2 separate regions of the Homo sapiens genome follow, and region 2 is linked to region 1. The links are chromatin loops, found by intact Hi-C in ENCODE. Cell type or tissue: dorsolateral prefrontal cortex. All regions are shown on one strand. Each heading gives the region's core, and the rest is flanking DNA. Links, peaks and the distances in the headings are about the cores only.

Region 1 (5,379 bases), core at 324-5,323:
GCCTAGATTTCTGTGAATGGAGTGTTAGGGTGATTCTGTTGAGGGCTCAGAAGAAGAGGAGAGCTGTAGAGAGGGCCTCAGACTTATCGGAAATTATCTAAGTAGTCATGATCAGAATGTTCATAGAAATATGGACAGTAAAGGCCATTCTGATGAGGTCTTAGATGGAAATGAGGAACAAGGTATTGGAAACTGGAGGAAAGGCCATCCTTATTATAAAGTGGCAAAGAACTTGGCTAAATTGTGTTCGTGTCCTAGCGCTTTGTGGAAGGCAGAACCAAAGAGGGACGAACTAGGATATTTGGTGGAAGAAATCACTAAGCAAAGTGTTCAGGGTGCAGTGTAGCTGTTCTTGGCTGTTGATAGTAAAATGCAGGAAGAGAGAAACAAACTGAAAATGGAGTTTGTAATCAAAAGGGAAGCAGAGCTTAAAGATTGTGAAAATTCTCAGCCTGGCTTCGTTGTCAAGAATGAGAAAGTGTATTCAGAAGACAAAACCAAGGTTGGCCAGGCTACTGTTTGATAGGGAGATTGGTGCTGGTGGAAGGATGCCATATGCTATTCACCAAGACAACGAAAGGAAGACCTGAAGGCATTTCTGAGATCATCAAGGCTGCTGCTCCCATCAGAGGCCTGGAGTGTCAATGCCTGGGGGACAGAACTGTGTCAAAGGAGGTGACTTGGGCATCCTCAGTACCTTCAGGCTTACTGCCCAGTGCTGTCTCAAGTTTCTGCTCCACGCAGTCAGGCTAACGCAGCCTCTGAGATTGACATCTCCTGAAAGCAGATGGAGGAGAGATCTTGTGGGAAGACTGTAACTCCTTGGTTTATGGGTTTCTTTTCCTCTTTGCAGCTGGTGGAAACAACCTTCAGGAGTCAGCTCTTAGGTCACCTCCTGCAGGGTGAAAGACCCCTCCTCTGTGTTCTCATAACTCTCTGGGCATGACCCTATCACAGCTCCTGTTGTACTCTATCCTTGTTATTTGTCCACTTTCCTCCCTCCGTTGTGAGTTTCTTGGTCTGGGAATATTCATCTTTGTTCTCCAAGGCACTCCAGTAAATGCTTGCTGATTGGGTTGAAGGCTTTTTGGTTCAGCCCAAGGTAGACTAGTGTTTCTCAAAATTGAGCTTGTATCAGAATCACCTGGAGAACTTTTTAAAACACAGCTATCCAGGCTCTACCCCTATTTCCTATTCAATGGATGTCTTAGTCTGCTTGGGCTGCCATAACAAAATACCAGACTAGACGGATTAAACGACAGAAATTTCTTTCCTCTCAGTTCTGGAGGCTGAAAAGTCCAAGATCAAGGTTCTGGGAGGGTTTGGTTTCTGGTGAGGGCTCTCTTCCTGGCTTGCAGATGGCTTCCTTCTCACTGTATCCTCATATGCCCTTGCCTCTGAGCACGCACAGGTGGGAGGGGGCTACTCTGGTGTCTCTTCTTATAAGGACACTAATCCTGTTCAATCAGGGTCCCATGCGTATGACTTCATTTAACCTTAATTACTTCTGTAGAGGCCCCATCTCCAAATACAGCCAAACTAGGGCTTGGAGCCTCAACATACGCATTGTGGGAGGATAGAAAACATTTAGTCTTTAACGGTGGCTCTGAGATGGGGCCCAAGAATTTTCATTTCTAAAACATTTTCAAGTGAGCTGCTGCTGCTGGTGTGGGAACCCCACCTTGAGAATCCCTGTCTTAGGGGAACTAAGTGTAGACAGCTCTGTAACCAGCACAGCCCAGCAATGTCCAGTCCGGGACAGGTTCCCCCGCACCTCAGCTCTTTGAAGAGGCTCCGTCAGACCCTGACTTGGGCCTGCAGACAGCCCCTCTCCTGCCTGCCCCTCTCTAAGGCTGGGGGCATTTTTCCAGCTCTCACGTCTTCTACCCTTGAGACCCAGCTACTTCTTTTCCCCACCCTTTTGGCCTCTGGGAAAGATTTTTCCTTTTTAAGGCCTGAGCAGGTCCCTTTTGGCTTCTAGTTAACTCTGCTTTTCTGGTAACCACTGTCCTCCCAGGCAGGCCTATAATCTCTAGCTCTCCGACCACAAAACGTCCCTGCCCAGCTCTTTCTCATGTCTCACAGTGGGGACTGGTCTGTCCCTTTCCTGCCTCTTTCCTCCTCCTGTGCTGATCCCTCAGCTCTGTGTAGATGTGCCATTCCAATTCCACCCTGTCTCGCTGGCTTCCCTCTCTCTTCACGTGCATGGACACACGAAAATGTAGTGTGCGGACAGTGCAGCACGTTGGCAAGACAGCGGAGATTCCAGAGTCTGGCCTGAGTGTGCATCCTGCCTCTCTGATTCCAAGCTGAGTGACAGACTATGTGAAAAGTAAACCACACCTGCTTTTTCTATTTTCAGTTGTATAAATGGGGATACTGGTAACAACCTCTCAAAATTGATGAGAATTAAAAGAGAAAATATATTAAAAAGTTGTGAATGTAGGACTGGGCACATAGTAAGCCCTCACTACATACTGCTTTCTGTGTCAGTCACCTGGTATCATCAGTGAGACAGATCCTCCCCCCATTGCCTTCGTTTTATGCTAAAAGCACAGAGGAGGTTGGGCTAGGGAACCTGTAGAGTCAAATACAAATAATTGCATTTTGCTCGGTTGGAAACCTACAGCCTAAAATTAAAGGCATTTGTAAGATAAATGTCTATCCATAGGGCATTTATAACAGGTATTTTGTTTACTTTCTTTGAGTTTACAGTCTAGTATGTGAGCAGAAAGGGTAATTCTTGGAAAGGAAAGGAAAAAACTACATAGATGAATAGGTAAAGAGCAAGATACAGAGACCCTCTTCTTCCCTCTGAATCTGTTTATCTTTGAGCCTGACAGCCCATCAGAGCTTATAGACACCACCAGGTGCTACCTGAGCCATAGAGCCTTTTCCATGTTTATCCCTCTCCCTGGAATATGTTCTAGCATATCAGTGCTTATCGTGAAATTTGGTGCCAGAATGGAACATAAGAGAGTAGAAAAAGCACTTACAGCTGATGCAATTGGTATGGTGGCTGGTGGGTTAATTGAAAAAGCCAATTAAAGAGACCCAAAGCAAATCAGATTCCTATCTTACACATTTTATTTGAATGTAAAGTATGTAAATACATGTCCATTTGCCAGTCTTTTTGAGTTGAGTGTCTGCTGAAGTAGAGTTCTGCCTCATCTTTCTCATATAAACCACACCCAAAGTGTGCTGGCTACAATGCCCAGTGTCAGTTTCTTTAAAATATCAATGGAATCTGACTGCAGAATCCATGTTTTCATGATTTTTTTTTCTAGTCTTTCTAGTCCCCTCACCCAACACACCCCTAATTCAGCCAGTTGTTACTTTTTAGTGATTGTTCTTTGCTGAGTCTATTCAAGGAATTCAACTTAGTTTTTTGAGAAACAACTTGTTTTTGCACTTATAGTTTATATGCTTTTAAATCATTTAAATTAAGACATGTAATTAGGATAATGGGTCTAACTTATATACAGCTTACCCCTGAAGTGCTCAGTTGGTGAGGTCAGAAGGGCATGAGCATCCTAGAAAGCAGCTGCTACCTGCGAGGACTTGACTTCTGTCAGGGTGGACTTGTATTTCTGCAAGTACAGCCTCAGGTAGAATGGCTTAGGGTATCATTACAGCCTCTGCAACCCCGCAGACTTTGTCATGAGGCTCTGGAGTCAGCTCTTCTCCACTCTCTGCCTGCGTATTCAATCTTTTGTTGAGTTAACCCCCATTTTATTTCATACTATTCGCTTCTGCCCATTTCCCCAGCCTGTCAAGACATTTCTGATCATGGATATATCATCCTTCATTCTGGGGATCTTCCAGCCTTGGCTTCCCTGAAGGCTTCATATGTATGGAGGCTCCTGACTGGTCTCAATGGCAAACAGACTGGATCAAGGACACAGTCCTTGGCGCGCTGCAGGAATCTCTCCACCAGTGCCTGACACTAACCCAAACCATTCTGCAGTGGATTCAGGTGGCCCTGTTGTTCCATCTTCCATTCCTCTATTGTATTTACATGAAAGGCTCGATGACACACTTTTCTGTAACTGAAACCTACTCTGGCCTGTAACCCTGTCTCATAATCCTGTGAATCCTGTGTAATAACACATTAGGTCTCACTTGTTCTTCATGAAGTTCTGCAGGTTTCTGGGGCTCAAGCTTTTGCTTTCAAAGGCTCCCAACCATCTCTTTAAGAATCCACTCTAGGATTTGCCAGGGAGTAACATCAATTTCTATGGTTTCTAGAATTCACAAGGGAGCCAATATTTGTTCTTTTTAAACCATCTGGCTTTTTTCTTCTATTGCCACAGTTTCTCCAAGATAATTACTTTGGTTCTGAGATCATAGTCTTTAGTGCCAAAGACAGCAGTTCTCTGCCTTTTTCCTGTGATAGGGATGATTTTCCTGTGAATAATCACTCCCATGAAAGGCCCAGGAATCAACACCCAAACCCCTCCCAGGCTGCATCTCCATCCTTTCCCACTGCAAAGCAAATCATAGCACAGGTGAGTAACGAGGAAGTCAGAATAGCCTCAGATCTACTTTAGCAGCGCCTTCAGTACTTTGACTTTTATCAAATTCTTGTGTGCCACTCACCTTGACAGTTACACACCTGTTTACAGAATAGTATGTATGGATGAGTGCCTTTTCCTTTAAAAAAAAAAAAAAAGTGATTCATCTCAGCTTGAGCTCATTTAAAATTTTCAAGTTTGCTTCAGAGGGCAAACTGCTAACATCTGTTAACAATTTGAAATGCCCACGCCCATCCATGACTCAGCAATTTCATACTTCATGTCCATCTCTTCTAAAGAAACAAATGCATGTGTTCACAAGAAGGCATAGACAAGGATATTATCTCAGCATTACTTGTAATATCAAAAAAGGTAATAATGTTCATGTCCATCAGTAGGGGAATGGTTAAACAAAGGATAATATATTCTTATTATAGATGAGGTCATTCTGTATAAGCTGACATGGAAGGAATTACAGGAAATGTTAAACGAGAAAATTAAGTTGCAGAATTGTCCTGTGATGGTTAATTTTATGTCAGCTTTGTTGGGCTATAGTACTCACTTACTTGATCAAACACCAATCTAGATGTTGCTATGAAAGTATTTTTAGATGTGATTAACATTCCACTCAGTAGAAGAGTAAAGCACATTACCCTTCCTAATGTGAGTGGACTTCAATCAGTTGAAGGCCTTAAGAAAAAAGATTGAGATCCCGGAAGAGGAAGGAATTCAGCCTGCAGACTCAAAACTGCAACATCGACTCCTGCTGGAATATCCAGCCTGCTGGGCTACCCTGCAAACTTTGGATTTTACATCCTCCACAGTCATGTAAGCCAGTTCCTCAAAATGAATCTTTCTAGATACA
Region 2 (5,379 bases), core at 132-5,131, 49 kb after region 1:
AGAAATATATACTGAAGAATTTAGAAGTGACACGATACAATTGCTAGGCTTTGCTTGAAAACACACCAGCAAGAAGAACACCCCCACAAAGAAGCTGAGGGCTGACAAAAACAGAATGCTGCTAGTCATGGAAGCCGGGTGATGGATGCACGAGAAGTCATTTTACTATCTCTACTTTGTCATATGTTTGAAAAAATATAAATAAAATCTGAGAAAGATACAAATATCAGACTAACCTAGTCCCTTGAGTAGGCTGGGAAAGGGTCTTATGTCAAAAGAAGAAACATTTTTTCAAACTCATAGAGCCAGAGGATCCTTAAGAAGTCACTTTAATCCAGCTTATCAACTCTGAGCATATTAACAAATATTTATGAAATACCTATTTTGTGCCTGGCACAGCAATAAACAAGACAGACGCACACCCACATGAAGGTTTCAAGTTAGACCACATCTAAGGCATCCAGCCTCTTGAAATCCTTTCTGAATAGGACAAGGAATAGCAAATTAATAACGACAACACACTCATGCAGTGCTCTGCCAAGCACTTTACATGTATGATCACCTTCAATCCCCGTAACAGCCCTATCATGTAGGTAGGTAGGCAGCAGTATCATCTCCCTTTTACATGTAGTTGTATGTAATTTTAAATGAGGCATAGAGCAGTTAAGTGACTTGCTCAAGGTCATCTACCTAGTAAGTAGTATAGGTGAGATCTGAACCCAGGCAATCTGGCTCAAGGGCTTTCGAGCCTATACTCTGAGCCACCGCACTATGAATTCCAAGCCACTCTGGCTGGAGTTAGCTCAATTTAAGTACCAAAAAGATCTGGACAGGCCTGGCAGGCAAGAGCAAGAGGACATTCTCGGCTAGACCTGAAAATGTTCTTCAGCACTTAGCACCAGAATAATGGCACTGAAAGGATGAACACTCCAGGCAAAGGTGATGACCTGGCCCATCTCAGCAATTCTGCCAATACTGAGTCAGCAACAGGGTGGCAGGCATAGCTGGGCAGGACAGATGACCCTTGCTCTCTGACAGTAGCAGGCACACAGCCAGCCGTGGTGCTGGCTAAACCGAGACAGTGGGCGACACCTCCCTATCTTCCCATCCCATGCTGCACTGGAGATGCTCACTTTGCACCTCCACTCCTAATGCAGAGAGGTCTGGGTTAGGTACTTTCCGCATACCTTTAGGTGTCCTCCCCCGCAGACTGCCTTCACCAGTTAGTAGACGTGCCCCTTGATAATCCCACATCCTTGCATCTCATCATGCTCCTATGCCCTCAGCCTGGGCACTTTGGGGCCAACTGGTAAGTCAGGGCTCCTTGTAGTGATCCAGAGCTTCACATATTCCCTTCACCTCTGAGGTACTAATGACCATTTCCTTGAATGGATTATGATATTCCCATCAGGTCAGTAGCTCCTCCCTTCCTCCCCAAATTCAAATCTGGGATCAAAATAGTTGACAAATGATCTCTGCTTAAAACTTGACAAAACTCAAAACTGGGCAGAAGCTAGAGTCACCTTCAGGTCCCATGAATCATATCTGTTCAAGCCCACAAGTCCCTGGGAGGCCTGCAACAACAAAGATAAGAAAGGGTAACCTGTCTTCTCTCATCCGCTCCAGAACAGAATCTCAACTGGAGCTCCTAGGTCTCCAGCACTTATCTGTCCTTCTTCCCAGGCTCCCTTCACCCTCCTGTGATCTCTATGCAGGCAACCTTGGGCCCAGGACTACTTGTCATAAAAGGAATGGCCTGGCCTCAGTCAGGACTTCTTTTGGATTTTTAAAAATCTAAACAAAGAACTACAATCTGCTTTCTAGCAGTTTCATCAGAGCAGCTTTGGGATGAGGCTCCACCATTCTTTCTATCCACTCTAGGGGACTGCCTCCCAATCTCAGACTTAGCAAGGAGTTAAAACATTAGTTGCTTTCTTTCAGTCATTCAACAACTATATGTTAAGGAGCTGCTGGTGCCAAGAACAATTCTGGCAAATGAGTGAAATAAAAAGTAGAAAAGCAGGATTTAGAAACAGCTCTCTACCCCCTAATCAATGCTAAGCACATTTCCATAGCAAGCCAGCCCAGGCACTGAAGGCAGATTCAACATGGAACACATCACCAATGCCTTTGTCCCAAGCAAGAAGCTGCCTCCTACAGCGTTAAGGCAGACAGCCAAGACACAGAAAGGGTTTCATTTGAGAAGAAACTAACAATTAGTCAGGATACACACTTAGGATATTCATTAACAAGAAAGCAAATATGCTGGATATTTAACTCCCTAAAGCAGTTTTCCTAACAATTTTCCATGTCCAAACTTAACTTTGATGGACCAAATAAGACTGTAGGCCATGGTACAGTAAACAAAGGCATTAAATAAAAAGAATTTTCAAAGTAAAATTATTAAGATTGTATTTAAATTATACTTTCATTAAACATAAGATATATAGATGGCTGTCAAATAATTTAAAGCTAGCCCACATTTTATACTCAAAAATCACATTTTCCTATGATTAGACATAAGTATATATCTTTTTTTTGCCTAAAGACAAAAGAAAAATCTATACTGACCAATCATGGTACATCATGAGACAATTAAATCGTTGTTAATAACAGAAAATCAGTATAGTAAAAAATAGTTTGATCACTGAGGTCTTTGCAAAAAGTTTATCATTTAAGTCTGCCAGCTGGCTTTTATTATCCAGCTGGTCACTAAGTTTATAGCCTTAAAAAATAAGACAACTCAAGTAGAGATAAAAAAAATTAATCATGCCACAAAGGACAGGAGCTCTCCTGAGTAGATCTCACCTCTTTATTTTTTCTGCCTTTGTCTGCCTCCTACCACCACTTCTCAAAGCAAATGTGTTCTTTGGGTACATGGTTGTTTTCCAGTTGCTTGGAGAAAAAGTCTGTCATTGGAGGTGGGCCACAAATATAGAACAAAGTCTCTTTTGAAATATGATCTCTTATCTCCTTCTCCGTTATTCTTCCTTCTACCAAAAACCAGAATAAACACCAAATTAAGCCAGACATGGTTGTATCAGCAAATGAGGAAGGACTAACCACAATTCAGATACAGTGTTTATTTCCAAGTTCAGTGAGTCTAGTCTTCTTAAGCCATTCACAGTATGGCTCCTATTGGCATCTGGGCCCAGACCCAAGCAGAGTGCATCTCCAGGCTTCCTAAACCTAAGCAAGCAAAGTGGGAAGCTCATCGTAATGCACTCTGCAGAAAGGGCCAGCTAGCTTACTGGTCTTTGATGGAGATACAAATTGCCTTCAGCAAAGGAAGTAACTGTTTTATAAAAATCCTTTCAGAGGAAATTATGAGTTGTTTAAATGACCATTAATGGCAAATGGAATCAATTCAGCCAAATCTGGAATATAAATTATTTGTATGGACACTACAGTGATGATGCAAAGGCCTCTTAAAAAGTGTGAAAAGTACACTTTTAACACAGGCAATAGGAAACCTGTATATAATGAGTAAACCCAACTAAATATCCATTTTTCCATGAGGAATCATCCCAATTCCCCAGATAGTGACATTCCCAGCCAGCAGCTTCCAACAATAAAGCATCTACGCTCAACCAACTGGTGTGTCCATCAAATAACTGCATGGAGATAGTCAAAATATCTTTAGGGGACTCACCCGTGATGTATGGCTTGAGTTCCGCATTGATTTGTGTAGTCTGTTTTGTAACATGCAAACTGCATGCAATCTTCTCAGGAAATTCATTTACTAAATCAAGGATATTTTTCTGGAATGTCAAACATATTTGGTCACACTACAATTTTAAAAAATCAAAACAGATGTGCACAACCATTGACGCTGAACCTCAACTCCCATTCTGCACACGTCTGCCGCTCTCGCTCTCTACTTAGAGAGATATTGTTTGCAGCCTAGCAGGCCAGAGCATTCAGACTACAGAGGGCTATTTGGCTTTAATTGAAATCTGAATATGCTAACAAGCATATTACCAACTCTCCGGGAGTTTTTTCTTTTTCCTTTTTCTCAAGCATTGGCAATTAAGCAGCAGTTTCACTGACCACAGTTGTGTCTTTTAACTGTTTCTGTTCTTTTGTTCATTCCTGCAGCTGCAAAGCAATCCCCAGTGAAAGCTTTCTTCATCAAATGCACTTAGTTTAAACAGATGCAACTGACAGGGGTTTCATTTACCCAGCTGGGTCCAAACTGTCTAAGTCTTACCTACTCCTGTGATACACTAGTCCACTGTAGGTCTCTTGACTGGAATCTCGGGACCCTTGTGACTTTTCTGTTCATTTAACCTCCAGATTCCATCCCACCAAAACCTACCCTTTCCTGTCACCTAACTGCTAGCCTCTTCAACACTAGCAGTTTTACTTGTCTTGGGTAAGGTGTGTTGGTTAGTTCTCATTTAAGCATGATTAAATCTTGCCAAGCCTTTTGTTTGAACCTTTGCAGAGAAAACAAAACCTAGAGAAAAAACTTTCATGAACAATTAATACCACTACACAAGTTTGCTTACAGCAAGCTATACCTCCCTTACCTTAAACAGGAGTTCGCTGGTATTTTTTGCACTGTAGAATAGTTTTATTGTTCCTATCTCATATCCATTTCTTTTGTTTGCCTGCTCTCTGAGGAGATCTGCTGCGTGCCGCAGGATGGAAAGCAGAGGGTTAATTCCGACTCCTCCTGCAATCAACACGAGGTTTCTAGAGGCATCCGCAGGCTGAGGGTCAAAGAAGAACTCTCCACCCACTCTCACAGCCACTTCACAGTCAAGTGTACACTAAGGCAGGAAAGAAAAGACCTTTTAGTCTTTTGTAGCAAAGGTCTTAAACCAAATGTTCTACTTTAATAAAACTGGGTCTATCTCCTGTATTATCAGTATTTAAGACTATTTTTATAGCTTGCTCCCAATTTTCCCGATGCCCTGTGAATTGATTCCACTTGCTCATTTTATAGGCCACAGGCTAATCCACCTTCGTAATCCATAATGAACAGCCATTCCAATACTGAGAAAAGGAGATGTGCTTCAGTGATTTCACCATTTGTTAACTTCTTAGGCGATGAACTGGATTGAGGAAAGAGGCAATGGACTCAAAGGCAGGGTACAGCTCTGAAGTATGGGTCTCCTTTATCTGAGTTGTGTTCCTGTGTTCTAACCAAAGCTGAGAGAAACAGGATGTGGCAAATGTCACTAGACTGCCTGCCCTGGGTTCATCAAGGCTGAAAAGTGTAAGTACTGGTGCTCCTTCTTGATCCTCAGTAAGGCACAGCCAGACCAGCTCTACAGGCTTAGACCAGCCCTGTAGTACTGTTCAGTGCTGTTCCTGTCTCCCTAGAGAAACAAGAACAGGCAGCCAGAGGCTTCATACTAGGGAGTATCACAT

The links. A loop is a pair of places that touch in the nucleus more often than their neighbours do. Peaks named below come from ENCODE experiments on the same cell type or tissue, not always from the same donor. Only the 100,000 strongest peaks of a DNase experiment are listed, where the experiment ranks them.
Region 2: a loop joins it to region 1, with 2.0 times the contacts of the local background. A loop is called at or near these places in 6 of 110 quality-filtered maps.

The regions. Positions count from the first base shown.
Region 1 is chr3:16,349,786-16,355,164 of GRCh38, reverse strand. All of the region lies in intron 7 of RFTN1 (raftlin, lipid raft linker 1), which reads left to right. It also overlaps a transcript of OXNAD1 not described here. Among named protein-coding and RNA genes, the nearest start is that of OXNAD1, 87 kb to the right of the region's middle. In dorsolateral prefrontal cortex, for the core only: no CTCF peak of the experiment used is centred there; no DNase peak of the experiment used is centred there; H3K27ac peaks cover 1,605 bases.
Region 2 is chr3:16,301,022-16,306,400 of GRCh38, reverse strand. OXNAD1 (oxidoreductase NAD binding domain containing 1) reads right to left here. Exons shown (of 9, transcript NM_138381.5): 7 at 4,533-4,775; 8 at 3,653-3,761; 9 at 314-2,993. The coding sequence ends at 2,839. LOC107986065 (a long non-coding RNA gene) reads left to right here and starts at 4,770. Exons shown (of 2, transcript XR_001740608.2): 1 at 4,770-5,224. RefSeq lists enhancers at 3,726-4,305, 4,306-4,887 and a silencer at 5,293-5,379. In dorsolateral prefrontal cortex, for the core only: no CTCF peak of the experiment used is centred there; a DNase peak (open chromatin) is centred at 2,116; H3K27ac peaks cover 3,807 bases.